Regions from separate parts of the Homo sapiens genome. Here region 2 is linked to region 1. The links are chromatin loops, found by intact Hi-C in ENCODE. Cell type or tissue: HepG2. All regions are shown on one strand. Links, peaks and the distances in the headings refer to the core of each region. The heading gives the core; the rest is flanking DNA. Region 1 has its middle 18 kb from the start of MIR107. Region 2 holds the start of IFIT1B (interferon induced protein with tetratricopeptide repeats 1B).

Region 1 (5,384 bases), core at 276-5,275:
GGTGAAGCCAATGCTTATTAACCATTCTGAAAATGCTAGGGCCCTTAAGACTTATCTCCTCTGCCTGTGCTCTATAAACGGAACAACAAAGCTTGGATAACAGCACATCTATTTATAGCATGGTTTCCTGAATATTTTAAGCTCATTGTTGAGACCTGCTTCTCAGAAAAAAGATTCCTTTCAAAAGATTTCTTTCATTGACAATGCACCTAGTCACTCAGGAACTCTGATGTAAATGTACAAAGAGATTAATGTTTTCCTACTTGCTAATCCAATATCCATTCTACAGCCCACAGATCAGGGAGTAATTTCAATGTTCAAGTTTTATTATTTAAGAAATACATTTTGTAAGGCTATGGCTGCCATAGATACTGATTCCTCTTATGGGTCTAGGCAAAATAAGTTGAAAACTGTCTGGAAATGTTTTACTATTCTGGATGCCGTTAAGAATATATGTGATCCATGGATGGAGGTCAAAATGCCAACACTAACTGGAGTTTGGAAGAAGTGGATTCCAACCCTCACGGATGAATTTGAGGGGTTCAAGACTTCAGTGGAGAAAGTCACTGAAGATGAGGTAGAAATAGCAAGAGAACTAGAATTAGAAGTGGAACCTGAAGAGATGACTGAATTTCTGCAGTCTCATGATAGAACTTGAAAGGATGAGGAGTTGCTTCTCACGGACAAGCAAAGAAAGTGGTTTCTCGAGATGGAATCTACCCCTGGTGAAGACACTGTAAACATTGTTGAAATGACAACAAAGGATTTAGAATATTGCATAAATTCAGGTGATAAAGCATCGGCAGGGTTGGAAAGGATTGACCTCAATTTTGAAAGTCCTGTTGTGGGTAAAATGCCATCACATGACATCACATGCTGCAGATAAATCTTTTGTGAAAGAAAGAGTCAACAAATGTGGCAAACTTCATTTTTGTCCTATTTTAAGAAATTGCCACAACCTTCAGCAACCACCACCTTGATGTCAGCAGCCAAATACATTGAGATGAGACCCTCTACCAGCAAATAATTAGTACTGGCTAAAGGCTCAGATGATTATTAGCATTTTTTGGCAGTAAAGTATTTTTGAAATTAAGGTATCTATATTTTTTAACACAATGCTATTGCAAACTTAACAGACTATAGTATATTCTAAACATAACATGTACATCTGCTGGGAAACAAATTCATGTGACTTGATTGCCTGGGTCTGAAAACAAAGTTGCAATTTCTCCAACATATGCCTATATATTAATGAAATATATAAAAAGCAATGTAAATTAGAAGACTGAAAAGAACCATTGGAATATAGCACAAAACTGAAATTATATATGTTAATTGGATGTTTTTTTTTTGACCTGTGTGGTATTATTTTCAATTTTGTAAAATATTCCACTTGTTACTTTTGCTTTTCCACTAGTTTTTTTCCTTGTACATTTCTTGAATTATGACATTTCTGGAATCAACCACTAAGCACATTTAGTCAAACGTGTGTGGCCCACAGTTGGTGTGGTTAATACTAAGGGCACTGTGACATAAATTCAAGTAGCCTCAATACCATTTGCGTAATTTGTTTTAACAGATGGATTTTCTTTTTAAATTTTTTGCAGTTATGGCTTAAGGAGAGTTTAAAATTTTCTTTTAGGCTATAAGGCAACCAGAAAGAATTAGACAGTTTTTGTATTGGATTGTTCTTCTCTTTTCTCTTCCACTTCACTTTGTTCATGAAATTTGCTGTTGCTATTTTAGCAAAGTTCAACATCTAAAGAATTTATGCCATTTGGCTGCCATGACACAGATATAAATTATGTTTGTTTTACCACATTCCATAGTGAGGTAGGTGGTGTATGTCTTCTCATATATCTTGAAAATATATGTAAAATTTAATTTTAAAGACAACTTAAACTTTAAAATAATTATTTTTCATTAACTACTCAAGCTTATTTATCCTGACATATGAAATATATTTTCATGATATATTCTTAAACTTTTCTAGCATTCATATTCTCTATGCATATTTGGATGTGTACGTGTTTTTGGCATATTGGGGAAGAGATAGTTAATCCTGCAAGTTGTGGATCTAGAGTTTGTATTAAAATTATTATTTAGGAAGAGTACATTTTTAAGCTTAATATTTGAACAGTTTGTCAAATGTCACTTTATTTTAAATATAAGCCAAAAGTATTTTTGAATTAAGCTCCATAAGTGGGTTGAAATTTGGTAAATTAAACATTATTGTGAATTTTAAACATTTTTAGGCATTCTCCTTTGAGATTTGTTTACTATTTATATTGGCTTTATACATTTTAAAATGAGCAGTCACTTTTCTGTCTGTCTGTTCATGTGCCAACATCAACATTGAATTTATCAAGTAGTTATTTATACAATGTTTAGACAGGCAAAATGAAATGGAGAAGTGGGGCAATTATCTGTAGATCCCACCCACACAACTTTCAGCAACTCTAGAGAAAATGGTGTGGTTGTCCAGAACAATTGAGTTTTGTTGGCTGTGCCCTGAACATTTAGTCAATTACACAATTCTTCGTGTCCTTTAGCCTGTGTTTCTACAGTCCCTGTCTGACCTCAGCTGCTCATGGTAGTCTTCTGTGGTCCTTAATTAACTATGAAGATTATCTCAGCAAAATCAAGCTGTAGGGGTCTTTGTCCATGGAATGTTAAGGACCATTTCATCTATGGCATAATCCATTTTAATGGCCATAGAGAGAGATTTTATGAAGATATAGCCACACTTAGAAATTAACTGCCTGGCGCGGTGGCTCACGCCTGTAATCCCAGCACTTTGGGAGGCCGAGGCGGGAGGATCACGAGGTCGGGAGATTGAGACCATCCTGGCTAACACGGTGAAACCCCATCTCTAACTAAAAATACAAAAAAAAATTAGCCAGGTGTGGTGGCGGGTGCCTGTAGTCCCAGCTACTCAGGAGGCTGAGACAGGAGAATGGCGTGAACCCAGGAGCAGTGAGCTGAGATCGCACCACTGCACTCCAGCCTGGGTGACAGAGCAAGACTCCGTCTCAGAAAAAAGAAAAAAAAGAAAAAGAAATGAGAAATTAACACTTTAAAAAAGGTATATAGTGTTAGGATTTGAAGTTTTAAAATAAAACACCATGGCATGCATAGTTTTTGGAAGCCAAACAAATTCTAAATACACTGGTATTCAAACTTTTAAGATGTAGAGATTTAGTAATTCATTAGTATTAATTATTGAATAATTGCTACTTATGTTTTAGTGTCAGTTTTTATTCATTGATCCAGTCCTGCAGAAGAGACTTTGGAAGCATTAACTGCATCTTGCATTTCAACTCAGGAGAAGTTCATTTTAATTACTAAGGAGTAGTTGCAAAATAGGTTCAAGGCCACTCCCAAAATAAACCTACCAAGTTTGAGAAGTGAAAATTACACTTTTTGCTATTATTCTAATTTTTAAACTTCTAAATAAATGTTGAACAACTATTTGGAGAATATCAGTAAAAAAGGTGCCAAATTATTAACCTGCATTGAACTTTCACAAGTTCTGACCTGGCACTGGATGGAGAGGTAGAGCTTGGACCAGAAGTGACCTTTAATATCCTTCCCAACCCAGAGCTTCTGTGAGTGTGAGAACTGGGCCTTGACCCTGCCCTTTACAAAGCTACCATATGGGGTCCCGGCGCAGTGACTCACGCCTGTAATCCCAGCACTTTGGGAGGCTGAGGTGGGCGGATCACGAGGTCAGGAGATTCAGACCAGGCTGGCTAACACGGTGAAACCCCGTCTCTACTGAAAACACAAAAAAATTAGCCAGGCGTGGTGGCAGGTGCCTATAGTCCCAGCTCCTTGCAAGGCTGAGGCAGGAGAATGGCGTGAGGCCAGGAGGCAGAGCTTGCAGTGAGCCAAGATTGTGCCACTGCACTCCAGCCTGGGCGACAGAGCGAGACTCTGTCTCAAAAACAAACAAGCAAACAAACAAAAACAAAACAAAACAGAACAAAAAAAAAGCTACCATGTGGGAATAAAAGATGTTTCCAGGAAAGAGAGTCCACAACAATAATGACAGCTCTGATGGATTAAGCCTTTCATATGCTTGGCACTCCCTGTACCTAATCTCCATTAATCCACTCAGATGATGAATAACGTGGGGATTCTTATCTTCATTTTACTGGAGAAAAGACTGAAGCTTGAAGAGGCAAAGGAACATGCCAAGAGCATGCCATGAACAAATCGTCAAGAATCCTGAAGTGGCTTTCTGGGAAAAATCAAGGCTTTTTTGGGACTAAATGATCCAGAGATTTGCTTCCATTTTCTAAAAGGGATTGTGTATAGAGGCAATGTCTGAATGTGTATCTATCACCTTTATCAGTCATATTATTGAAATTTCTGCATACTCAGGCTTAAAATTGCACATTGGCTGGTCTGAAGTTCTAGCTCAAGTGCCTTCCTCCTACTGCTATTCAGTTAGTTAATATTCTTTGGCCAGGTGTGGTGGCTCACGCCTATATTCCCAGCACTTTGGGAGGCCGATACGGGTGGATCACCTGAGGTCAAGAGTTCAAGACCAGCCTGGCCAATATGGGTGAAACCTCGTCTTTACTAGAAATACAAACATTTAGCCAGGTGTGGTGGCTCACACCTGTAATCCCAGCTACTCAGGAGGCTGAGGCAGGAGAATCACTTGAACCTGGAAGGCAGAGGTTGCAGTGAGCCGAGATTGTGGCACTGCACTCCAGCCTGGATGACAGCATAAGACTCCACCTCAAAAAAACAAAACAAAATAAAAGAAAATTCTTCCACTTGCCCATTTCTTTTTTTTTTCTTCATCATACTTCCACTACACTTTACCTCTATGCAAACATTGATGCTAGACTTGTACATATGGGAGTACTTATACAACAAACAAAACCTTATTGCTAAACTTCTGTGTGGATAAAATGATATATATTCTATCTTGTCTAGGAAGAAGCACTTGAGTCTATTATGAAGACTCATGCCAAAATTATTATTGTTATTGTTTTTAGAGATGGGCTGGAGTGTAGAGGTACAATCATAGCTCACTGCAGCCTAGAATGCCTGGGCTCAAGTGATCCTCCCACTTCAGCCTCCTGGGTAGCTGGGCCTACAGGTGCATACCACCATGCCTGGCTAATTGTTTTTATTTTTTTAGAGACAGGGACTCATTATATTGCCCAGGCTGGTCTTAGGGGATCCTGTTGTCTCAGCCTCCAAAATTATCTTTGAAAAATAGAATTATTATTGATTTCTATATAAATGTTCTCTATTATAATTTGAAATAAATATTTTCTGTTTTATTTAATAACTTGAATTTCTTAGCTCTAATTATACTTTTGAATATTAGTATCTCTCATTAAACCAGTTCATTTCGGTGTGAC
Region 2 (5,384 bases), core at 1-5,000, 190 kb after region 1:
TAAGTCAGTGCTCCTGACATCAAGTAACCCTGAAGCCTAGTGGAGGACAGGCTATAAAATCTCAACAATTGTAGTAATCTCTCAGCCACTCATGAGGAAGAGAGAATAATATGAAGTCAGTGGGACCAGAAGGGTTTTTTTCCCCAATAGTTCACGCTCCTCTGAAGTGGAACTGAAGTCCTAGTCTCCCTATAAGAACATGAAGGAAGAAAAAGAAATTTGTCCTTAATAGTTGAAAAAGTGGTCCTCACATCCTATGTAAGTATATTTACCTCTGTGTTCTAAACTAATTACTTTACAGTCTATACTTGACATGTTTTCTATCCGTTAGGCCCAAGGAATGATTTCAGAGAGGACCATTATGAAATTTTCTCTTACTCTCTATATGGCAATGTATAGCAAAAACAATTTTTATATAAATCCTGACTCAATATAACCATAATATAATATAATATAACCATAATCTAATCACAAAAAATGGATGATGAAACATTCTTTTTTGAAAATAAAGGGAAAGAAAAAGTTCACGGCCAGGTGTGGTGGCTCACACCTGTAATCCTAGCATTTTGGGAGGCCGAGGTAGGCAGATTGCCTGAGCTCAGGAGTTCAAAACTAGCCTGGGCAACATGGTGAAACCCCATCTCTACTAAAAATACAAAAAATTAGCCAGCGTTGTCCCAGCTACTCTGGAGGCTGAGGCACAAGAATCACTTGAGTCTGGAAAGTGGAGGTTGCCATGAACCGAGATCATGCCACTGCACTCCAGGCTGGGCAACAGAGCCAGACTCTGTCTCAAAAAAATTAATAATAAAGAAAATAAAGGAAAGGAAAGAAAGGAAGAAAGGAAAGGATTCACAAGATAATGAATAGCACCACAAAGTTGGGCAGAGGATACTCAGGCTTATGACTGCTGCTTTGAGCACAGCTGGCAGCTCAACACAGCCCTCACTTTTCCCTCAGAGTCTCCATCTAAAAAACTCCCTACTATGCTTAGACCCTCCTTGAGTGCATTCCTGCCCACAATCCCAAGCCATCTTCTCCATCCTTGAGTCTGTGGAATATGAGAGTCCTGGCATATTGCTTTAGGATAGGACTGTATAGTTGACTGCTGAGATGAGGAGTCCCAGAAATCTTCCTTCCAGCTGTGGCCCAGGAAGATTACCCAATGAAACCTGTGTGTGGGGGTGTGTGTGGGACATATGCTGGGTGAGGTGGGGTCAGGAGTAAGTAAAATTAATATTGTGCTGAAGAATGCTCACTGAAAATAGTCACCACCCCTACAGAAGATGGAATCGGGAAGAGTTTTTGACCCAAATCGTCCACTCATGCCCCGTGGAGCTTGTGCTATGATGAGAACAGACACTACCCAGGGAAAATAATCCACACAGACTTCCATTACTCTAGAGCTGCTGGAATATTTGAAGATAAGCCATTCCAAGCTTTCTAAATATGTACCCAATCTCAGCATCTCAGCTGCTAGCCCACCCAGCACATTTGTGAGCAGTAGAAAGAGATCAGTCTTCCTCTGAGTGATCTAATCATGGCCATGCATTGATAGGTGGAAAAAAGTATACTAGATTTTGGCTTTCACTGAGATTGTAGAATTTCAAGTGCACAATTTACACAATCTTACAAGGCTGCCCTGCCAAGTTCCAGAAGAGAATTATTGCTCTTTCTTATAGGTGGTTGTTCATCAACATGTATCTTCTTGACTTGGGCCCTGGGAAGACTAAGGAGTAGAATATCACCCTAGAGGTGTCCTCACTCTCTAAAATGGAAATGCTGAGAGCCTAAAGTCCTCCTTTTATCTGGTGAGCATACAGAAAGTGCTGTTATTAGTAGTATACATATTATCATCAAATTAGGCCCCAGCGTGGTGGCTAATGCCTGTAATCCCAACACTTTGAGAGTCCAAGGCAGGTGAATTGCTTGAGCCCAGGAGTTCACGACCAGCATGGGCAACATAGCGAAACCATGTCTCTCAAAAAATACAAAAATTAGCCGGGCCTGGCGATGCACACCAGTAGTCCCAGCGACTTGGGCTGACGTGGGAGGATCACCTGAGCCCGGGCAGGTGGAGGCTGCAGTGAGCTGTGATCATGCCACTGCACTCCAGACTGGGTGACAGAGGGAGGCCCTGTCTGGAAAAAAAAAAAAAAAAAGATGAGTTTGTGCATGTATGTAGTGACCTAATCCCTGTATGCCTGTGGCAGACAGGGACTCGTCACCATGTTTTGTGAGGCATTTCCCTGGATCTTGTCCACTTAAGCTCCACTTAAGCTGTCTTGATCAATAAGCATGAATGGAAGGAGGAGCTCAATCTGCTCCTCTGTCCCTGAACCAGTGGGATCAGGAGGATTTTGATGTGGGCATTATTCAGTCTGGGATAGTCCAGATTCCCCTTAGGCCACCTCAGGTCAGTGGCTTCTAGAAACATACGCCCAGGCCATTGCAAAACCTCTCACATAGACTAGCTACCAAGGCAGCAGGGAATGAAAGGCTTGCTTTCTGTCAACTCCACAGATGCAGACACAACTAATACCTTTTGTTTTTTTTTTTTTTTGAGACGGAGTCTCACTCTGTTGCCCAGGCTGGAGTGCAGTGGTGCAATCTCGGCTCACTTCAAGCTCCGCCTCCCAGGTTCACGCCATTCTCCTGCCTCAGCCTCCTGAGTAGCTGGGACTACAGGCGCCCGCCACCACTCCCGGCTAATTTTTTGTATTTTTTAGAAGAGGCGGGGTTTCACCTTGTTAGTCAGGATGGTCTTGATCTCCTGACCTCGTGATCTGCCCATCTCGGCCTCCCAAAGTGCTGGGATTACAGGTGTGAGCCACCATGCCCAGCCACAACTAACATCTTATGACCAGGAGCCCGTTATATTAAAAAGAGAGACTTGGGTACTCTTGTGGTGAATTTTTTTGCAATCCTTCATTTATAATTTCTTCTCAAGACAGGTCTACATGTTTGCTAGAAAGGGATCTCAAAAGAGCAGCCCCTTTTTCTGTAAAGTTCTTCCTCTCCCACTGACTGCAACATCAGATGGGAGAACTCTAGCAGGTCAGAATACTTTTGAGTGAAAGCATTTTCTGCAGGTCACCAGTTCTAACTACACCAGGAAAAAAAGAAATATATATTTTGTGGAACAAACATATCACAATGCCTACAAAATTTCTTATTTTCTAACATCTAGTATAATGGTTTTTCAAATTTTAGCAGGCAACATGATCACCTGGAAAACTTATAACACACAGATTGATGGGCCCCACCCTAGAGTTTCTGAGTCAGCAGGTTTAGGGTAGGGCCTGAGAATTTGCATTTCTGCTACCTTCCCAAGTGATGCTGATGTTGCTAGTCAGGGGACCACACTTTGAGAACAGTTAATTCAGTGAAAAGCAAATTTCATAGTAATCACAATTTCATAGTTTCACAGTAATCACAAAATTTGACTTGGTATCAAAAACAAACAAACAACAGAAAAACAGCCATCTCTGAAAGTAGCTTCTTTTTCCCACGTGAATTTAACCAATTTATCAAATAAAAATAGCTGCTTCTTCTCACCTGGATGCCTAAAAGAGTATTTTGTATATTAAAAGGATCTCAATGCTCTTGCCCTGACTGGTCCCCGGGCCAGTCTCCTCTCTAGGCTCAGGCCTCTGTTCCCTGGTGAACAGTCTTTAAGTGTTGCCTGGGTAATTGTCCCTCTATTAGAAAGTGCTACAGAAATGACATCTTTGGAAATAAGATTGCTTTCTCGTTTATTTCCTTAAGAGCATTGCTGCTTTTATTAAGCCAGCTACCCTTACTAAGCGAGCTCTGTAACAGGAGTTAGGAAACTTGCCTCTACATATATTCTCATCTTGCCCCTCTGAATCTACTTTCCTACATTCTTCACCATGCTCTGTGCTTGGAAGCTGACTCTATGGACTTTATTAACTCCAAAACTCTTTTATTTTTTACTTTCTACTGGGGTTGGCCCACTGGGGAGCACCAGCCAGATATTAAATTGCAGGAGGAGGTGAAGGTCATGGAATTAATTCCTAAGCTCCCACTGTGCTCTGCTTGAGGTTGTCAGTGATTTTTTCACCAAAGGCCTCTTGAGAAGCCCCTCCCCTACAGCTATAGCTTAGAGTCTCCTTGGGTCTGGTTCTCTCCTCTTGCTCCTGTAGGCCCAGGGTTATCATGTTACCACTGTTGTAAACCAACACGCCTCTTCCCGCTGCCCTGCAACCAACAAGCACCATTTCCTGTTGATTTCCCTAAACTTTGCCCATATCGTCTTAAATAGCCCCCTTATTAAACTCTTCTTGGTTATCATGTTGAGGGTGCCTATCAGGGTCAGAACCACCAGTGGGACAGCTCCCTTAGGAGAAGGCCTGTCAAAAAATTGGCCCTTAAGGAAAGTTTTAGAATTTCAAAGTGTGCAGAAATAAGGTCAGTGAAGCAGAGAAAGACTTTACCTCATGGTGCTATGAAGATAGCAGGTGATCTGTAGTGCTTTGGTTCAGGCTTGGAGGCTCCTTCAAGGTTCATCCACAGAGTTCTAGGGCTTCTCAGATAAGCATGGTGCTTATATATGGGAGGTATATCCAGGCAGTTTTTTACACCCTTGATGCCTAGTGAATTGGCAGGGTGAAAATGATACAGAGGAATAGGGCTGTCTCTGCTTTGATTACAAATACATGCTGAGTTTTGGCAGCTAAGAGGATGGGTGTGTGAGAAGCAGTTTTGATACGCAAATTCCCTTGCTGGAGTCAATGTGGTGTAGGAGATAGAGGGTAACTGGACTTTATGATGACATTCAGTGTTGTGGAAAAACCAGTGGCAGACAGGAACGTATATTTTTGTGAATCATGTCAGACTCTGTTGTCAAACTTGTTACTATCACATGTATCCCGCCAGGTGGTTCCAGGGACGTCTACAATGGAAGCTCCTTAGACCAGGGTCAGTGGTTTGTGCCTAAAAGAATACTGTAGAAAGTCATTGTCAATTTGTGGAAGAATGAGGTTGCAGATGGTTAGGTCTTCTTCTGTGGGGCTGTGTTAGGCAAAACAACTCCTCAATTTTGAGATATTGGTCTATAAGAAGGGTCCCATACTGGTTACATCCTCCAGCAGCATTTGCATTACTGCCAACCCTGGCTATAGTGGAGCCTATTCAAGCATATTGACTGTTTTGATGATCTTTACTGTTCACCATTAGTGGTTCAAACAACAATGTTTGAGCTGGTCAGTAGAGAAACATATGCAATGTAGTCAGAGAATGTGATGGGGTCATGGGGGTTAAAAATCTAAATCCAAATTCACATAGTTCTTCTGAGTTGTCCTTATGTTTCTTCTGTTTCTACTATTTTGAAGATTATCTGTTACAAAGCAACAACCATCAGA

Evidence for each region. Hi-C counts contacts between places; a loop is a spot of excess contacts. Peaks named below come from ENCODE experiments on the same cell type or tissue, not always from the same donor. Only the 100,000 strongest peaks of a DNase experiment are listed, where the experiment ranks them.
Region 2: it touches region 1 in a loop (29-fold over the local background); 4 of 110 quality-filtered maps call a loop at or near these places.

What each region holds. Positions count from the first base shown.
Region 1 is chr10:89,571,643-89,577,026 of GRCh38, reverse strand. No RefSeq gene overlaps it. Among named protein-coding and RNA genes, the nearest start is that of MIR107, 18 kb to the left of the region's middle. In HepG2, for the core only: no CTCF peak of the experiment used is centred there; DNase peaks (open chromatin) are centred at 2,476 and 3,636.
Region 2 is chr10:89,377,214-89,382,597 of GRCh38, reverse strand. IFIT1B (interferon induced protein with tetratricopeptide repeats 1B) reads right to left here and starts at 4,542. Exons shown (of 2, transcript NM_001010987.2): 1 at 4,458-4,542. The coding sequence starts at 4,462. It also overlaps a transcript of LIPA not described here. In HepG2, for the core only: no CTCF peak of the experiment used is centred there; no DNase peak of the experiment used is centred there.